Regions from separate parts of the Mus musculus genome. Here region 1 is linked to region 2. A link is a loop called in an ENCODE intact Hi-C map of the cell type or tissue named here. Cell type or tissue: heart. All regions are shown on one strand. Links, peaks and the distances in the headings refer to the core of each region. The heading gives the core; the rest is flanking DNA.

Evidence for each region. Peaks named below come from ENCODE experiments on the same cell type or tissue, not always from the same donor. Only the 100,000 strongest peaks of a DNase experiment are listed, where the experiment ranks them.
Region 1: a loop joins it to region 2, with 2.1 times the contacts of the local background. A loop is called at or near these places in 4 of 42 quality-filtered maps.

What each region holds. Positions count from the first base shown.
Region 1 is chr6:42,641,338-42,651,343 of GRCm38, forward strand. It overlaps Tcaf2 (TRPM8 channel-associated factor 2), which reads right to left and starts at 3,704. Exons shown (of 8, transcript NM_146174.1): 1 at 3,543-3,704; 2 at 1,132-1,768. The coding sequence starts at 1,754. In heart, for the core only: a CTCF peak has its summit at 4,140 (motif pointing left); a DNase peak (open chromatin) is centred at 3,934; H3K4me3 peaks cover 1,175 bases; H3K27ac peaks cover 348 bases.
Region 2 is chr6:42,689,216-42,699,221 of GRCm38, forward strand. All of the region lies in intron 1 of Tcaf1 (TRPM8 channel-associated factor 1), which reads right to left. Among named protein-coding and RNA genes, the nearest start is that of Tcaf1, 16 kb to the right of the region's middle. In heart, for the core only: a CTCF peak has its summit at 3,992; DNase peaks (open chromatin) are centred at 3,076 and 3,786; H3K4me3 peaks cover 1,932 bases; H3K27ac peaks cover 1,672 bases.

The DNA of each region.
Region 1 (10,006 bases), core at 752-8,751, 48 kb before region 2:
CACTAAAATGTCAAAGGAGATTCATTTGATGATCAGATTACAAGAAAATAGATTATTTTCTAGTTTTTTTTTTTTTAAAGATAGACTCAACTAATGTGTCTGCTCTAGCAATCATTGACTGGGTGTAATTATAGAGCCTGGAGCAGGGCTAGCCATCTTGTAACAATGGGTAAAATTAACAATTCTCAGTGGAAATAGGAACATCATGGAGACACTGCCAATATCCTGGACTGGGTACCTGGGTGTCATGCTTCATGCGAAACAGAAAGTCAGAAACTGTTAATCCACTGTGGGAAACTCTTAGGGAAAAAGTACAATTGGTCTTTGTGCTCACTCCTGGCAGGGCCACCTTCACTCACCCATCTCCAACAACTCTGGCTTCCTCCATGTTTCTGGAATCTGCAAAGCGGGCTTCTGTTTTTTAAGGTTTTTGTTCTGCTCCTCTGAGTTGTTAGCACAGCCCATCCCCGTGTCTTTTCAAATGCTACTTTCCAAGCTGTTCATTTGCACTCATGGCCATTGTCTATATTCTGCCATCTTCTGGGTTGCATTTGCTACAACTTAATTTCTATGCCTTCCATGAAGGGGTTAAGCAGCAGCTACTCTCCCCCTTGACCTGATAACTCACATCTTTCCTCTCTCTCCTCTTGTGGCTCTTATCAACATCTGACGGTGTTATCTATCAATTTGCTTAACCAGCTGATTTCCCCACTAATACGTAGGCTTCATGGTAGCACACATCATTTTCATTTCTTCTATATTCCCAGTGCCCAGCATGGGGCTGGGCCCAATTGCAAATGTTCACATAGATACACCAGTGTTTTCTGATTTATTTAGGGCACTGATAAGCCCTGTAAGTTTCAGGTATGTGGAAACAAAATGGCAGACAGATGGAGGTTTTCTCTTAAGTGGATGACTGCTTTTTCAAGGCAGGGAGTGACCAGGAGAACAAGATTTTCTTGGGCCTTGATGTACTTTAGTGACCATTTTAGTGATCATGTTTTTGCTTTGCAGTGGTTAGAAGACGGTTAAAACGATCATTTACATTGAAATTGAAACTAAGTGAAGACAGGATATCAGCACTCTTTAAAAAGAGTTAGAATCTATAAATGGTTAGAATGGAACACTCACCTGATATACAGTGGGATCTTGGGTATCTTCTTAGAGACTTTGAACCGGTTTATATCTCCATAGACATCTGTGAAGTAGACTCCAGCCACACTTGTCACCTTGTTCCCAGGGAAACTGAATAGCACCTTGTCACTGCCATGCTGACTGGCCCAATTCCAGGCCTGACCTCCAATGAGCAAGCCTCCACCACGCTTCACAAACTGGACCAGCTTCTTGGTCAAGGTGTCGTTGTAGGCATCAATGCAATAAACTCCCAGAGCCTCTCCAGGCTCAGGCTGAACCAAGGCATTTATCCCAGAGCCACGTAGGATGTTAACTAGTGATGCTAAGGAAGAATGCACTTCAATGGGAGTCCCTGGGGAGGGGCAGAGCCAGCTCACTGCATTGAGAAGAAAAGGAGCCAAGCCAGCATGCATCAGGTAGCTCTCATGGGATACGACCACCAGGCGGCCTTGGCCATAGAAAGAAACAGCAATGAGCACCTGGCCCTTGTCATTCACCATCACTGGGAAGGCTGCCTCCCCAATAAGAAGGAGTTCACTGGGAGTGAATTCTTTAGGGAGATCCCAGCTGGTCACTCCATTCATGAGGGCCTCAAAAGCAGCATCGGGAGTTGTTGCCATGGTTCTGCCCGTTGCTACAAAGGAAGCAGAGACTCAGGTTGGTCAAACCAGAATGAGGAAGCAGTAAGGAAGGCAATTAACTAAATGTTTTTGGTCCAGAAGATAGATTAGTTTCTCCTTTTGAGGATGAAGTGAAGCGCAAACAGACAAGGATTCCACTTTTATGACTCAAAACTATAAGAAGAGTAAAGACAATTAAATAAGTAGGCTTATAAATAAATAAATAAATAAATAAATAAATAAATACAACTGCAGCAATCCCCAGTTGCTATCTATTGATGAACTATGGACAGGAAGACTGCTTTAGAATGCATGACAGGAAAGACCTGGTAGGAATAGGAACAGAAAGCTGAAACCTGAAATGGTGTGGGAGGATCAGTTTGGTAAGAGGTACACCAGGGCAGCAGCAGAGTGAACGGCAGAGAGGAACAAGTCCTGGGGTAGATAAGGAGGTGCAGCTTCCCATAGGATCTGATGAATCAAATGCAGGGACTGACTTGGTGTTTGTTTTATTCTTTCAGACAAAAGGGCCACAATGACCTGTTATAAACTGCGTTAGTTGGGATCGCATGACCTTTCAGAAAGTGCATCATTTCTGACAGCTTTGCTTACCTTGTTGGAAACAGCTTCCAAATGATCAAAGCTGCCTTAGTGGAAACCCCCCATGCCACCCATTTTGACTGCCTGGGAAAGTTCTTTTCAAATTTTTTGGAAGCTGGGTATGCTGAGAGCTGAGCTTACCCTAGTAGCCACTTCAGACTCTCTCTCTAGACCAATCACAGAGGTCCGAGGACCATTGTTTTACAGATTAGACTATAAGTGCTATAGGTACAGTGCGCAATGTGAGTGCCTCTCTCTTTCTTCCCTGTCTCCTTTCCTTGAGTGCGGAGTGTGGCTGGTGATCCACAAGACTTCGCTATTCCCACATCTGAGTAGCTCACCGTAGGGGACCTCCTCCACCTTCGCTCACATGATTGACAGGGCACCCTTTCAATGGCTGTGAGCTGACATCCTAAGAAAATTTTCAGGTACTGGGGGGAGCCATGGGTACTTGCCCAGGGCCTCTCTGAGGTGCGTCCTAGGAGGGTCCCTGGAAGAGTTGAGCTATGTAGCAGACAGATCTAGACAGCTGACACTCCCCCTTGTTGAGTTCTCTCCTTCCATTTTTTTGTTTCTCCCCATGTTCTTCACTTGGGATTTCAGGTAGACTCCCTTGTTCCTCCTGTCTCCTTTGTTCATCCTGTTCATACAAAATGTTAAACAACTCATGTTGCCCATCTCCTTTCATCTATCCGCGTAGTCCAGTCCATTTAGCTCATGGCCATGACCTGGCCTGAATCTGAGGAATGCATCTCCACCTTCCATATCCTTGACTAAGAACTGTATAGAAGAACCCTGTCACTTTTCAGCCACTCCTCTGTGAGGTAAAATGTTCACTGGTGTTGGCATGTCTCTATGTGCCTCACCCCCCCCACTTCATAGCACTGTTCCAGGAAAGTGAACTGTGGGAAATCTGCTTAGGGGTGGAAAAGACAGCAGGTAGATCAGGAATTCCAAGTTCAACGTCTCATGAAGTTTGTTTGAAAAGAAAGTCCTCTGATTTTTCCCAAGTTTGGCAGGAAGAGCAACAAACAAAAACAGTCCCAGCACTCTGAAACTAAATGTGCTTACACGCGCGAGCACACACCTTTTTCAAATTCGTGACTCAAGTTCAGAGAGCAAAGATAAAGGAGTTCTGAGTTAACTAGAAAACTGTTCCAGGCCAATAAAACTAAAAGAAAAACATACCTGTGAGCAGATACACTGTTGGGAACGGCGTCCAGTAGCCTTCTGGCACTTTAAGGATTTCCTCCCAGCGTCGTCTTAGTGCTCGGACACTCAGCCCCACACCGGAACAAACCAGGACAGAAAATTCAGACCACAGAGGTTGCTGCCGGCTGACTGTCGCTGCAGAGGAATGGACTGCAGTATGAATAAGGGTCTTCCATGGGCGGGGCCTCTAGAGGCGGGGCTGCGGAAGGCGGGGCTATAGGAAAGCCCGCTGCCCAAATGAAAGACTTTCTTGAGGGCCGATTTGAGTCTCGAGGGCGGAGCTTCCCAGGGGCGGATCTTTTCCAGGGCGTGGCTATCCCGGGGCAGGGTTAGTTATAGGCGAGGCTGTCCTATTGGATGAGCTACCCAGGGAACTGGTTAGTTGTGGGGCTGTTCCGGATGGGAAGCCCTCTATGAAGCTGGACTATTCCAGTATCTGAGAAGTCCGGATGTACGAGCATCCCCTAACAGTTGCTCTGCCAGACCGGGAATCTGACTCCAACTGGCTTGGTGCTACACCAGTGCCTAATTGCTCTGTTAATATCTCCAAGCTTGGGCTTCAGGGCCTGCCGCCTAGTGGCCATCACTGGCAGTACAGCTGTGGGAATCTGGGGCCAGGAAATCTGGTCCAGGATATTTTCACTGGGCAGAAAACATGACTGTACCATGCAGTTTTTGTTTGTTTGTTTGTTTTTGTTTTTTTTAATCACAATTGCTCTGTAGTACAGCTTGAGGTCAGGCCAGGTGATTCCCCCAGAACTTCTTTTATTGTTGAGAATAGTTTTTGCTATTTTAGGTTTTCTGCTATTCCAGATGAATTTGCAAATTGCCCTTTCTAACTCAGTGAAGAATTGAGTTGGAATTTTGATGGGGATTGCATTGAATCTGTAGATTGCTTTCGGCAGGATAGCCATTTTTACTATATTAATCCCGCCAATCCATGAGCATGGGAGATCTTTCCATCTTCTGAAATCTTCTTCAATTTCTTTCTTCAGAGACTTGAAGTTCTTGTCATACAGATCTTTCACTTAGTTAGAGTCACACCAAGGTATTTTATATTATTTGTGACTATTGTGAAGGGTGTTGTTTCCCTAATTTCTTTCTCATCCTGTTTATCTTTTGTGTAGAGAAAGGACACTGATTTGTTTGAGTTAATTTTATATTCAGCTACTGCGCTGAAGGTGTTTATCAGGTTTAGGAGTTCTCTGGTGGAATTTTTAGGGTCACTTATATATACTATCATATCATCTGCAAATAGTGAAATTTTGACTTCTTTTTTTCCAATTTGTATCCCCTTGATCTCCTTTTGTTGTCGAATTGCTCTGGCTAGGACTTCAAGTACTAGATTGATAGGTAGGGAGAAAGTGAGCAGCCTTGTCTAGACCCTGATTTTAGTGGAATTGCTTCCAGCTTCTCTCCATTTACTTTGATGTTGGCTACTGGTTTGCTGTGGATTGCTTTTATTATGTTTAGGCATGGGACTTGAATTCCTGAACTTTCCATGGCTTTTATCATGAAGGGGTGTTGGATTTTGTCAAATGCTTTCTCAGCATCCAACAAGATGATCATGTGATTTTTGTCTTTGAGTTTCTTTATATAGTGGATTACATTGATGGAGTTCTGTATATTAAACCATCCCTGCATCCCTGGGATGAAGCGTAATTGGTCATGATGGAAGGACAGGTAGAGTAGTGGAATAGTATTGAAGACCCAGAAATGAACCCACAAACCTATGGCCTCCTGATATTTGACAAGGGAGCTAAAACCATCCGTAGGAAAAAAAAGACAGCATTTTCAACAAATGGTGCTGGAACAATTGGCGGTTATCATGTAGAAGAATGCGAATTGATACATTCTTATCTCCTTGTACAAAGCTCAAGTCTAAGTGGATCAAAGAACTCCACATAAAACCAGAGACACTGAAATTTATAGAGAAGAAAGTGGGGAAAAGCTTCGAACATATGGATACAGGGGAAAAATTCCTAAACAGAACAGCAATGGCCTGTACTGTAAGATCAAGAATCGACAAATGGGACCTCATAAAATTGCAAAGATTCTGTAGGGCAAAAGATACTGTAAATAATACAAAAAGGCCACAAACAGATTGGGAAAGAATTTTTACTAATCCTAAATCTGATAGGGGACTAATATCCAATATATACAAAGAGCTCAAGAAGCTGAACTCCAGAAATCTAAATAACCCCATTAAAAATGGGTACAGAGCGAAACAAAGAATTCTCAACTGATGAATACCGAATGGCAGAGAAGCACCTGAAAAAATGTTCAACATCCTTAATCATCAGGGAAATGCAAATCAAAACAACCCTGAGATTCCACCTCACACCAGTCAGAATGGCTAGGATCAAAAATTCAGGTGACAGCAGATGCTGGCGTGGATGTGGAGAAAGACGAACACTCCTCCATTGCTGGTGGGATTGCAGGCTTGTACAACCACTCTGGAAATCAGTCTGGCCGTTCCTCAGAAAACTGGACATAGTACTACCGGTAGATCCAGCAATACCTCTCCTTGGCATATACCCAGAAGATGTTCCAACCGGTAAGAAGAACACATGCTCCACTATGTTCATAGCAGCCCTATTTATAATAGCTAGAAGCTGGAAAGAACCCAGATGTCCCTCAACAGAAGAATGGATACAGAAAATGTGGTACATTTACACAATGGAGTACTACTCAGCTATTTTTAAAAATTTTTTTCCCCTGTGGTCATCTGCCATTTTCCAGAAACTGAACTTTTTTTTATGATTGTTTTATTAGAATGTTTGGTTTGATGGAGTTTGTTTAGTTATTTGTCACCACACTGTGACTATCAAATCTAGAGCTTGCTGGACATTTGGTAAGTGCTTTGCCATTGGACTATATTTGTTCTTTTTGTTTTTTTTTCCCCTTTTTAAAATTAAGGTACTTTCTTCATTCACATCTACAGTGCTATCCCAAAAGTCCCCCACACCCTCCCCCCACCCACTCACTCCCACTTCCCGGCCCTGACGTTCCCCTGCACTGAGGCATATAAAGTCTGCATGACCAATGGGCCTCTCTTTCCAATGATGGCCGACCAGGCCATCCTCTGATACATATGCAGCTAGCACCAGGAGCTCCTGGGGGCACTGGTTAGTTCATATTGCTATTCCACCCATAGGGTTGCAGTTCCCCTCAGCTGCTTGGGCACTCTCTCTAGCTCCTCCATTGGGGGCCCTGTGATACATCCAATAGCTGACTGTGAGCATCCACTTCTGTGTTTGCCAGGCCCCAGCATATTCTCACAAGAGACAGCTATATTAGGGTCCTTTCAGCAAAATCCCACTAGTGTATGCAATGGTGTCAGCGTTTGGAGGTTGATTATGGGATGGATACCCGGATATGGCAGTCTCTAGAAGGTCCACCCCTTCATCTCAGCTCCAAACGTCGTCTCTGCAACTCCCTCCATGGGCTTTCCACTCCCAGTTCTAAGAAGGGGCAAAGCATCCACACCCTGGTCTTCGTTCCTCCTGAGTCTCATGTGCTTCGCAATTGTATCCTATATCTTGGGTATTCTAAGTTTCTGGGCTAATATCCACTTATCAGTGAGTACATTTCATGTGAGTTCTTTTGTGATTGGGTTACCTCACTTAGGTTGATGCCCTCCAGGTCCATCCATTTGCCTAGGAATTTCATAAATTCATTCTTTTTAATAACTCAGTAGTACTCTCCATTTTGTAAATGTACCACATTTTCTTTATCCATTCTTCTGTTGAGGGGCATCTGGGTTCTTTCCAGCTTCTGGCTATTATAAATAAGGTGCTATGAACATAGTGGAGCATGTGTCCTTCTTACCAGTTGGAACATCTGGATATATGCCCAGGAGAGGTATTGCTGGATCTACCGGTAGTACTATGCCTAGTTTTCTGAGGAACAGCCAGACTGATTTCCAGAGTGATTGTACAAGCTTGCAATCCCACCAGCAATGGAGGAGTGTTCCTCTTTCTCCACATCCACGCCAGCATCTGCTGTCACCTGAATTTTTGATCCTAGCCATTCTGACTGGTGTGAGGTGGAATCTCAGGGTTGTTTTGATTTGCATTTCCCTGATGATTAAGGATACTGAACATTCAGTATTCCTCAGTTGAGAATTCTTTGTTTAGCTCTGAGCCCCATTTTTTAATGGGGTTATTTGATTTTCTGGAGTCCACCTTCTTGAGTTCTTTATATATATTGGAGATTAGTCCCCTATCTGATTTAAGATAGGTAAAAATCCTTTCCCAATCTGTTGGTGGCCTTTTTTGTCTTATTGATGGTGTCTTTTGCGTTACAGAAGCTTTGCAATTTTATGAGGTCCCATTTGTCAATTCTCGATCTCACAGCACAAGCCATTGCAGTTCAATTCAGGAATTTTTTCCCTGTGTCCATATCTTCGAGGCCTTTCCCCACTTTCTCCTCTAGGAGTTTCACTGGCTCTGGTTTTATGTGGAGTTCCTTGATCCATTTATATTTTACCTTAGTACAAGGAGATAGGAATGGATCAATTCACATTCTTCTACATGATAATTGCCAGTTGTGCCAGCACCATTTGTTGAAAATGCTGTCTTTTTTCCACTGTATGATTTTTGCTCCCTTGTCAAAGATCAAGTGACCATAAGTGTGTGGGTTCATTTCTGGGTCTTCAATTCTATTCCATTGGTCTACTTGTCTGTCCCTATACCAGTACCATGCAGTTTTTTATCACAATTGCTCTGTAGTACAGCTTTAGGTCAGGCATGGTCATCCCACCAGAGGTTCTTGTATTCTTGAGAAGAGTTTTGGCTACCATAGGTTTTTTGTTATTCCAGATGAATTTGCAGATTGTTCTTTCCAATTCGTTGAAGAATTGGGTTGGAATTTTGATGTGGATTGCATTGAATCTGTAGATTGCTTTTGGCAAGATAGTCATTTTTACAATGTTGATCCTGCCAATCTATGAGCATGGGAGATCTTTCCATCTTCTTAGATCTTCTTTAATTTCTTTCTTCAGAGACTTGATGTTCTTATCATACAGATCTTTCACTTCCTTAGTTAAAGCCAAGGTATTTTATATTATTTGTGACTATTGAGAAGGGTGATGTTTCCTTAATTTCTTTCTCAGCTTGTTTATCCTTTGTGTAGAGAAAGGCCATTGACTTGTTTGAGTTAATTTTATATCCAGCTACTGCACTGAAGCTGTATTTAAGGTTTAGGAGTTCTCTGGTGGAATTTTAGGGTCACTTTTATATAGTATCATATCATCTGCAAAAAGTGATATTTTGACTTCCTCCTTTACAATTTGTATCCCCTTGATCTCCTTTTGTTGTCAAATTGCTCTGGCTAGGACTTCAAGTACTATGTTGAATAGGTAGGGAGAAATTGGACAGCCGTGTCTAGTCCCTAACTTTAGTGGGAATGCTTCCAGCTTCTCACCATTTACTTTGATGTTGGCTACTGGTTTGCTGTAGATTGCTTTTTATCATGTTTAGGTATGGGCCTTGAATTCCTGATCTTTCCAAGACTTTTATCGTGAATGGGTATTGGATTTTGTCAAATGCTTTCTCCGCATCTAACGAGATGATCATATGGTTTTTGTCTTTGAGTTTGTTTATATAGTGGATTACATTGATGGATTTCCGTATATTAAACAATCCCTGCATCCCTGGAATGAAACCTACTTCGTTAGGATGGATGATTGTTTTGATATGTTCTTGGATTCGGTTAGCGAGAATTATATTGAGGATTTCTGCATCGTTATTCATAAGGGAAATTGGTCTGAAGTTCTCTATGTTTGTTGGGTCTTTCTGTGATTTAGGTATCCAAGTTATTGTGGCTTCATAGAATGAATTGGGTAGAGTAACTTCTTCTTCTAATTTGTGGAATGGTTTGTGCAGAACTGGAATTAGATCTTTTTTGAAGGTCTGATAGAACTCTGCACTAAACCCATCTGGTCCTGGGCTCTTTTTGGTTGGGAGACTATTAATGACTACTTCTATTTCTTTAGGGGATATAGGGCTGTTTAGATAATTAACCTGATCCTCATTTAACTTTGGTACCTGGTATCTGTCTAGAAATTTGTCCACTTCATCTAGGCTTTCCAGTTTTGTTGAGTATAGCCTTTTGTAGAAGAATCTGATGTTGTTTTGGGTTTCTTCAGGATCTGTTTTTATGTCTTCCTTTTTATTTCTAATTTTGTTAATTAGGATGCTGTCCCTGTGCCCTCTAGTGAGTGTGGCTATCGGTTATCTATCTTGTTGATTTTCTCAAAGAACCAGCTCCTCCTTTGGTTGATTCTTTGAATAGTTCTTTTTGTTTCCACTTGGTTGATTTCACCCCTGAGTTTGATTATTTCCTGCTGTCTACTCCTCTTGGGTGAATTCGCTTCCTTTTGTTCTAGAGCTTTTAGGTGTGTTGTCAAGCTGCTAGTGTGTGCTCTCTGTAGTTTC
Region 2 (10,006 bases), core at 910-8,909:
TGTCAGCTACAGCAAGTTTACAGCTGATTCCCATTTCCTCCCATCTTCCCTGAAACTACTACTCAGGGCAGACTCTGCTTCTATTTCCAACTCCTTTTCTGTCTTTCTCTCACATCCCCACCACTACTTTTCTGTCTATGGAAACAACCGTTCTAGGTTGAGATGTACACAGAGGAGAAAATTCGAGACATTTTCTATGAAAAATTAATCAGTGCCATGAGTCAAGCAATAGGAAATATAATTAACATCATCAAAGGATGAACTAAGAAAAAGAGGAGACAGAGGAGAGATGATAGGGAAGATGAAGGAGAACATGAAGATAATTGATTGACCCACCCATACTTTTTTGTAATAAGATAGGCAGAATTAAAGATATATGTTTACGGATGCTGAACACCCTACAAAACTACAAATGGACACTGGTAAGTGAAACACAAGAGTGGACATAGATCAAAGACAAGGGAATTTCCTAGGATCATTGCTATGTATCAGAGTTCAGGATCTGAAATTCGATCACACACTTTTTTCCCATAATCTCCCTAGACACTCCATTGTACACCAAATGACATCTTGTTGCACATCTCCTGACACTAATACACATTCTCTCAAGAGCTGCCCATCAGACTCCTGTATATTGGTCAATGCTTTCCATGTTGTGAATAATCATATTCATACATCTGCCTCATTGGTTGTTCTCTTAGCTAGACTGTGTGTGCATGAGATAAACCCATTTGGTGTCTTAGAATGATCTAGATAATACTTTCAGTGAGAATTTCAAGCCCCTGTGTAAGTTCTGAACATATTTTCTGTGGTTAAGGCAATGATAACAGTGTAGCAACTGTAGTAATGACAGTCACAGCAACACCTTATCAAGTTTCCCATATTGTAACACATTATTATTTATTAAATTCTGACAAACTTATAGGGTATATATATCATCAATATCCCCATTGTATAATTTTCTGGAGGAGAAAACCCCAGATCTTTTCAGTGGTCAGGGAATTTGTCCCTTGCTTAATATCTCATAGATAGGTAAGTGGTGACTCTAGGATCGCAGTACAGGAAATGCAGAACTAAAGAAGAGTCCTTTAAAAAATATTTATTTATTTTACGTGCAGTGCATGTACATGTGTGCTAACCAGCTTTATGTCAGCTTGACACAAGCTAGTCTCATCCGAATGGAGGGAACCTCAATTGAGAAAATGCCTCCGTAAGATGCAGCTGTCAGGGCATTTTCTTAATTAATCGTTGATAGGGGAAGGCCCAGCTGCTGTGGGTGGTGCCATCTCCAGCATAGTTGTCTTGGTTCTATAAGAAAACAAGATGAGCAAGCCAGTAAACAGCACCTTTCCATGGCCTCTGCATCAGCTTCTGCCTTTAAGTTCCAGCCCTGTTTGAGTCCCCGTCATGGTTTCCTTCAGTGATGGTCTACGAGGTGAAAGTATAAGCCCAATAAACCCTTTCCTCCCCAACTTGCTTTCGGTCATGATGCTTCATCATAGCCATAGTAACCGTAACTATGACAACATGTATCTGAGTAGTATGTATGTTGACCACATGCCTGCAGGAACTAACAGAGGTTGAAGGAGTTACTCTCTCCAGAACTGGAGTTAGAGGTGGCTGTGAGTCACTATGTGTGTGCTGGGAACCAAACCAAAATACTCTTAACCACTGAGCCATCGCTCTACCCAAGAGTACGGTCCTTGGGTATATGTCAAATATGTTAGTATTTGCTAAGTTCCAGGATTTTTTTTGTTTGTTTGTTTGTTCTATTCATAAAAGCTCTGTGGAAGCCACAGTTAAACACAGCGGCCTCATCACCTTAGGAAAGGAAGAGGTAAATGGTTTGTCTTCATATGAATTTTCATCCTTTAAATTGTTCCCCCATGGTTGCTCTCCTCTTTTGTTGGTGCTAACCGTAGCCCACTTTGAACGTGCCACGTTCTCTTTCAGCGGAAAAGGTATTCCAGGCACAGTCTGGAAAATGGGGAGAAAGCAGACATTCTAATCCTATCACAAAGCAGTCCTGTAGACTTCAACATGGTTTTTCCTGTGAAGGAATTATGGAAGGGGAGGTGGGGCCATCTTGGGAGAAGGGATTCCTCACTGCTTGCATTCCAGGCCTTGAAACACAGACTTACATATATGAGATCAGAGAATGCATTTCATTCCCTTGATGTATTCCATGGATGTACGACTGAAAGACTGTGTGAGGGTATGGGTATATCAGGGGATACTTCTCAGTAACAGCTAGCCTAGCCTGACCTTGCCTTAACATCAGAAACACAATTCTTTGTGTCTTCTCTTTTCCATGTCCTTTTCCACTAAGAAACTTGTTTTTTTCCTTATACATTGGCTTTTTTTCTCACAATGTCCATCACATTCTACTAAACCAGAATTCAAATGGACTCAGTTCTTTCTTTTGCACTCCATCGTGGGACACTTTCCACTACATCCTTATTAACTTGAACTTAAGAAACAGTTTCATTCACACATATGAAAGAATGCTTAATGCACATGGAAGAATAGACAATAAAACGATAAAAATCACCGTTAAAAAGTTACACTTCCATATAAGATTCACAACATCAACGCTCCCAAGAAAGTATCTCTCAAGCCCCCACCTTGAATCCCTCTTTCGACCTTCCTCTTTATCTTACAGGAGTAAGATCAAAAACTTGGCTTTTACTGTTCCATATTCCAGTCTCACCACACTCGTTCCTACAGTCCAGGGCTGGCTCTCATGGGTCTGGTTCCCTCTAGCTTCTTCATTTTTCTTTTTTTGTTTGCTCCCACATTAGTTCACTTTCCCCACTGGGTAACTAAGAACAAGGGAACTGAGGATTCTGACCCAGGAGTGAGGAGACCCGCCTTTTGCCGTTAGAAGCTCAGGTGCTGCCATCATCCACCTAGCTGTAAGTCCATCAGCTTGCCCCAGAGGGGTTCTAACAAATACAGTGGGTGATAAAGGTCTTTCCACACCACCGAGGGCAGTCACAACTACGCAGGAGCCTGGCGAAGGCCCTCTCTCCTCCTTCCTTTTCCTCTAATGGCCAGTCTTTAGAGCATGTGGGTGACGTCAGGGGGTGGGGGCGCAGGAGGAGGGAGGTTCGGCTAACAGAGGAGGAGGGCAGCCAAGTGGAAAATCTCGGCTGCGGATTCTCAGGCCTCTGGACCAGGACTGCCCTCTCTAAACACACCCACACCCCAGGTCCCTGTGAACAATGCCCAGTGGGCTAGCGATCTGGGTCCTAATGATCCTGTTTGTCAGGTTGTATAAACATTAGCGTGGAATGGTGCTCTATCACCAGCTACCTGTGTGACAAGCACGCCCTGCCCCCTCCTCTGAAGCCGCTTTTTAGATTAGATGCGACCACTGCTAGCGGGGCCTGTCTGGAACTCGCCCACACAAAGCGGTAGCACACAAACGTCACTGTCAAACCAAGGCCAGCAGCAGTAAGAACGCTAGGTCGGGGGTGTGAGGAGGATGCTCAGCCACCACAGAACAGAGCAAATTCACCAAGAGAAGGTAGGCAGGAAGCCCTAGGACACCTCTGCCCAGATCTGGACACACCCAGGCCCGCAGTGCCCAGGTCCCTCTCAGGTCTCTAACGTCCCTGGAGTAGCACTGGCTTCCCGCCCCACTTGCCTCCAACCCGGAATCCAGTCCTGGTCACAGGCTCCTTTGCCCACGGACTGTTCCTGCGGGCCACTTACCCTGCGATTCCACCAGGCAGCTGGGTTGGCCCTTCTAGGACCGCACCAGGAGGGCTGAACAGGGGATTCTCGGCGGAGCACCAAGTCGCCTCCGAGCAGCCGCCGAAAGCCTGGAGCGTAACGGGGAGGAGAACGGAGCCAGAGGAGAGGAGGGGTTCCCAGTCAGTCTCCTCCCCACTTCCTCCCGGCTGGAGTAGGAGCCCGAGGGGCGGCGCTTGCCAATAGACAGCGCTTCTTTGTGTAACTGGCTCAAGCGACAAGGCATTGAGGTGGATTAGGGACACCCCTAGAGGAGGTCTCATCCCAGCAGTGTGGATGGTCATTTTTATTAAAACTTTTCTACTTACAAATAAGGTAAAGGATAAAAACAAACAAACAAACAAACCAAGGCATGTTCATTCTGTGACTTATTACATTCTATGCTTACACAGAACCTACATTCCTGTAAAGTTTAGGATAGATTGACCTTGGTATATTGCGCAGGGAAACACATGAATTTGCAGGGATTGTTGAATATGCTTTCGCCTTTTGGAGGGGAGATGAGAAAGGAAAGAGACCTTTCTAACTATCCATACTGTTTAATCTGGAAAGGCACTGACCGTATATAACCTTACTGATCTCACTGTGTGTGACTGGTAAATTCAAAGTAACATTTCAAAAGAATACTATACAGCTGAAGTACATTGTTCCGGGAAGTTTTTCCTCCCCGACAATCAGCTGACTTCTCCTTATGAGTTTTCTGGTCCTATCTGTGTGATGACTCCAACTGCTGATGGTGCCAGGTCTAGCAACTAAAATGCAAAGGATAATATCATCAGTGGGGCGGATTCAAATCAAAAGTGCTGCACTTTTCCAGCTGTGTGGTTTTAAGACACTCAATCTATGCCTCTTTTATTTTCTGGGAGGTGGGGGGGGGGGTCATAAACACCTATAGCACAGATAGAAAGTTTAAACAGATGGGCTGATTCTTGTTCTTTTTTTTTATGGGAAGATGTTTTTATTTTATTTTATTTTTTTAATATTTTTTATTAGGTATTTTCCTCATTTATGATTCTTGTTCTTAAGTGAGTACCAGACATAAATAAAACTGTGTGAATATCTGACAAAATAAACATTCAGACAGCCCAAGATTCAGTGTTTTGTGTGTGTGCCTTTGAATCCAAGTAGGGTTGTGATCTACACTTCCTTTCCACATCTCCTTTTAATAGATTTTCTTCCAAAATAAATACTATGAATGCCACACAAAGAGCCTCAGGCAGATGAGCTCAGTGGCCGGATTTAGTAAACAGATCATCTAGAAAAAAAATCAAATAAGCAGAGTCCAGGTCCTACCAGGTAAAGGCCATTCAAGAGGCAGGAAGTATAACCCCTTTTTTTGTCCAGGTCCCAGACTTCCTAGCTCCTAAAGGAGGAGGCTGTTGACATGCTCATTATTAAGTCCCATTCTGATCTGAGATGTCAGGATAAAACCTCTTAATGAGTTTGGGGGTTGGGAGCTGGGGGGGGGCAATCGGCAAGACAAAGGTCAGAATTAAAATGCATGCTGTGTATGTAAAAATACATATAAAAGGTAAAAATTATATGGGAAGAATACACGCCAATTTGACTCCAAGGATGGGGCTATGAGGCTAGGTTTCAGAAAAGGGTCGTGGGGGTTGGGTGGGGAATACAAGGTGACAAAATGTCAGCATTTGAAAAATTACCTTTTCCTCATGTCACTTTGAAATATTTCATAATGAAAAATGTCTAATGGCAAAAATTATTAGACTTTTGTTAATTAAGTTTGAAAGGGGAAAAAAATAAATCAACACATTGAACAAAAGTGGGAGAGGCAGAAACCACAGACCACTCTTTTGACAGAAACCAGCTTCCTGGGCCCAGCAAGCCCTCAGGCCAGAGCTCCCGGCTGGGTTAGCATTCCAGGCTCCCACGGACTTAGACAACTTCAGTCTTCCACCCAGGCTACGGCAGATCCAAGAAGCCCTTACTTAACCTGGATCCTGTGCCCTGCCATACTATGGTTCTAGAAACATCGTTTTAGAAACATTCTTCATGGGTCCGGCAGTTCCCTCATCCAGGCCACTAGCCCCATCCCAATGGAAGGGCAGCTATCCAGCAGAGGTGTGTGACAAGGAAGTAGAGCAGATAGCCTAGGAAATCGGTGGGTGGTTGGAGGTGGAAGGGCTGGTTCCAGGAGCCAACTGGCCACTTCAGGATGAGGGCAGAGCTCCACCAGTTACTCTGGTTTGCTCAGGACCTTCCTTCTTAGTGTCAGTTTCTGATTCTAGTTAAGACCCCAGGCTAGGAGCTTATCCTAGGAGTGCAGCAGGAAAGACTGATTTTAAAGATTAACTGTCACTATGTAGCAGAGGCTAGCTTTGACTTGCTTCTGACCTCCTAGAGTTGAAGTTAGACTATACCTCCCTCCTTGTCCAGTGTAATAAGTCTTTATGTTAAACAATACACAACTGTTTTCAAGGATGAATTGTATCTCTATATATTGACGCTCTTAAGAGCTTCTGGAGTACACTCGTTTCTCTTCCAACCCCTGTTTCTGCCTTCCCTGTTTTCTCTCTTCCTTTTTTCTTCTCTCTTTCTTTTATTCTTTTTCTTGTCTCCCTTTCTCTCCCTTTCAAGATCATATTATTATATGCATATAATCACACACATCATTAAATATTATTTTTAAAAAAACATCTAATCATCTAATATAGTTAAATAGTTTTAATTTTATACTAGAAGCATGAAAATTATATAGAAAGTTTGTATCAAAGCATTAGAATTAGTTACTTCAGACAAGAAAGTGAATTACTTATAAGTTTTGCCCCCTCCTCCCAATTAGTATTGCTAAAAAGCTTTGGCTGGTGTACAACTCTTGAGCCTCCCACCTCAGCCTCCAAACTACTGGGATTACAGTCATGTATCACCATGTCTGGTATAACTGTGTAATTCTTACTTTCAATACTTATTTTTCATGCACTTCATTAACATTTCAATAATTATATTATTTTAAAATGAAAACAAATAAACCTAATCAATTAAAAACTAAATTAAAAATTCCTGGCAAAACTTCTGGTGCTGACTTTATGAAGCCTGTATCATGGTTTTTTGAATTTTGTTTCTAGTCCTAACTCTTTTAAAATTGAGGATGGGATCCAACACCCAAACTTATAGCCATGACTTGGCTTTGTGATATGCTCTGCTTGAACCTTGTCTGTCTATGCAGCATGTGTTTGCAAGGGCAGAACCCTGGGAGAAAGCCACTTATGCACCAAAAGCTGAAGGAGGTCTGTGCTGCTCCTACACATTCTCCAGCCTCCCACCCTTCAACATCTCTGTCTTTATTTCCTTAGTACCAGGTAGAAGAGGCAGTTCCCAGATTGAATCTTTACAGGAAAGCAGATTCAATGGTTAAAGGGTACAAAAGTATCAGATTGCATTATTTAAGACTTCATAACAACTCCCCAATCTGGAGGAAGTATAAGTTAACCACTGTGCTTTGTTTGCCTTTTATTTTCTCATTTTATCCAGGTCATATACTGGTGTTCCACAGTGAGATAGTTGGTATCAACTCTCAGCTTGTTGAGAAGTAGAATCACCTGACAGATAGGCCTCCAGGCATCCCTGTGGAGGATTATCTTGATTAGGTTAACTAGGGTGGGAAGGCTCTCCCACAATGGGAGGCTCCATTCCCTAGTCCAGGATCCTGCACTATATAAAAAGTAGAAAGTGAGATGAGCACAAACACTCACCAGTTTTTGCTTGCTGATTGCTAGGACAACATAACGAACTGCTGCTGTGACTTCCCCAACATAAGTAATCTCAAACTGTACACACACACACACAAAAATGAAACAAAACAAAACTTTCCTTAAGTTACTATTGTCAGTGTATTTTATAATAGCAACAGAAAAGTAGCTAAGGCACATGGTGTCCACTGGATTGATAGAAAGGATAAATGGCTGTAGGTGAGGAAGCAAGTATATAGAATCATTTCTGAGTAAAACCAACAGTTGTCAGATGTAGAAGTTCTACAAGTTCATTTTCATCTGAATTTCCTCCTTCATATATCCCCAAACGCCTTCTAAAACTTTTTTCATTTTATTTTAATATTGAGTGGGTTTGCAAGTGCATGCCTGTACATATTTGAGTGCTCGTGCAAGTCAGAAGAGGGATCCCCAGAGCAGGAGTTAGAGGTGGTTGTCAGCTGTTCATTGTGGATGCTGAGAACTAATCAGAGGATCAGAGTAAGCAAGCACTTTAAACCACTGAACAGTCTTTCTGGCATCTCTGTGCCTTCTTTAACACACAAGAAGGTTCTTTTCTCTTCCTCTGTCACAGAGTCTATGCTACTAAATCAATTTTAAGTTTTATATACCCTTTCTTATTTCCTGAGTTTCCTTGTTTTGCTTAAGGTTTTTTTGCCCTCCGTAGCTCTGAGTTAGGGACAATGTCACAAAATTCTGAAAGCGCTGACATAACTCTTGAGACATTAAGTCTATGTGCTCTGCCATGTGTGAGTAAATAAACAATCCAAACTACAAAATATTCTTTAAAGGTATTAGCTCAACTCTTACACTGATGAATTCTCTCAATTTTTTTTCATTGAAAATTTTATGCTCCTACTTTGACATGGAAAAATGCTATTACTTGCTAATCACGCTTAGGTCTCTACCCAAAAGAACTGCATACATACATTTATATAAAACCCATACACTAAGCAGAATCTATAATACTGTAAAACTGAAAGATACTCAGTTCTTCTTTCCCTGCCTTTTCATGCACTGTGGCATCCAGCTGTTACCTGAATACTATCAACAATAGTGTTCATATAAATTATTGTATATTTGTAATAAATATTGTGCTGCAACAATGAGTCCAATATGGATGAATGTCACCAAGTGCAGTAACAGATTACATGCTGTAGAAATGTGGTGGTTTGAATGAGAATGACTCTATAGGCTCATATATTTGAGTGCTTGGTAACCAGGAAGTGGAACTGTTTGAGAAGGATTAGAAGGAGTGGCTGTGTTGGTGTAAATATGGTCTTGCTGGAAGAAGTGTGACACTGGAAACAGCTTGTTTTCTAAGTTGTCTTGGTCATAATGTCTTTTCCCAGCAATAGATACAGGAATATATTTACAGTACAGTAGTTTACATATGAAGAGCCCACCCCAAAAGGGTCATTAGTTGAAGGCTTGGTTCCCAGTTCATGGATGACTGTGCTTAAATCATAAAGGTGCTCACTTCAGACTCTAAATTGAATGGGCTATTAAGAAACATGGCTTAGTTAGAAGAAGTGGGTCACTGAATGAGGACCTATGTGGTCAGACATACCTTGTGCCAGAGCTTTTCTTTTTACTCTTCTTTGCTTCCTGGTTAATATGTCATTAGCAAGTTTGCCCCAGTATGCTTTATCACTATGGTCTCTCATTCTTGGCTCAGCCTATAGCAAAGGAGTGAGTCTACCATGGACTGAAACCTCGAAATTCGCCAGCTTAAACAAGCCATTCCTCTTTTTTAATTGTTGCTCTCTAGCTAGTATTTGTCACAGAGACAATTCTAACACATTTTTTAAAAGTCTAATAGATTTAAAAAAGGAAAGTCAACTTTAAGAATAAAGTTTAGAATAATGTTCACTTTTAGATAAGATAGTGAATGGCCCAAAATGTGCTGTGGCTCACTCTTAATTTTTTTATATTGTTTCACTTGTTATTTTTAAACATTTAATTACTGAACCAAGGATGTGTTAAGTTTGCAAAAATTCATAAAGCTACATAGACATCTACATTTCACAGATGTATACATTTTCTTGCAAGTATTTTGCTAACAGTAGGTTAAGGGATCTATTTTTATTTTAGTTCTGGAATTATATTTGATTAGATACCCCATGTTAAACCAATAATAAAAGATTATAAATACAACATATAAATGTGTCATTATGATATGAAAGTAAGGAATATACAAAGCCAAAATAAAGTAAAACTAGGGGACACTGTGAGAAACAAGTGGAAGAAGAGCTTTCACATGTTTTTGAACAACCTTGGATAACGAATGAAGAGAAGATTTTAGTATAGCCAGGCTAGGATGGTATGAGCAAGCTCCCATTTGTAAATGGTGTAATTGAAGGCTCACTCACTAGAAGACTATTCCTAGAAGAAACTACTGCAATTTGCCCATCTTAGTTTTCCCGGAGGAGAGGGAAAAACCTTTGAGACTCATATTAAACTTGCATCAGTTACTCATTTAGACTTGGAATCTGAATATTGGCCACTTTTACTAAAAGTCT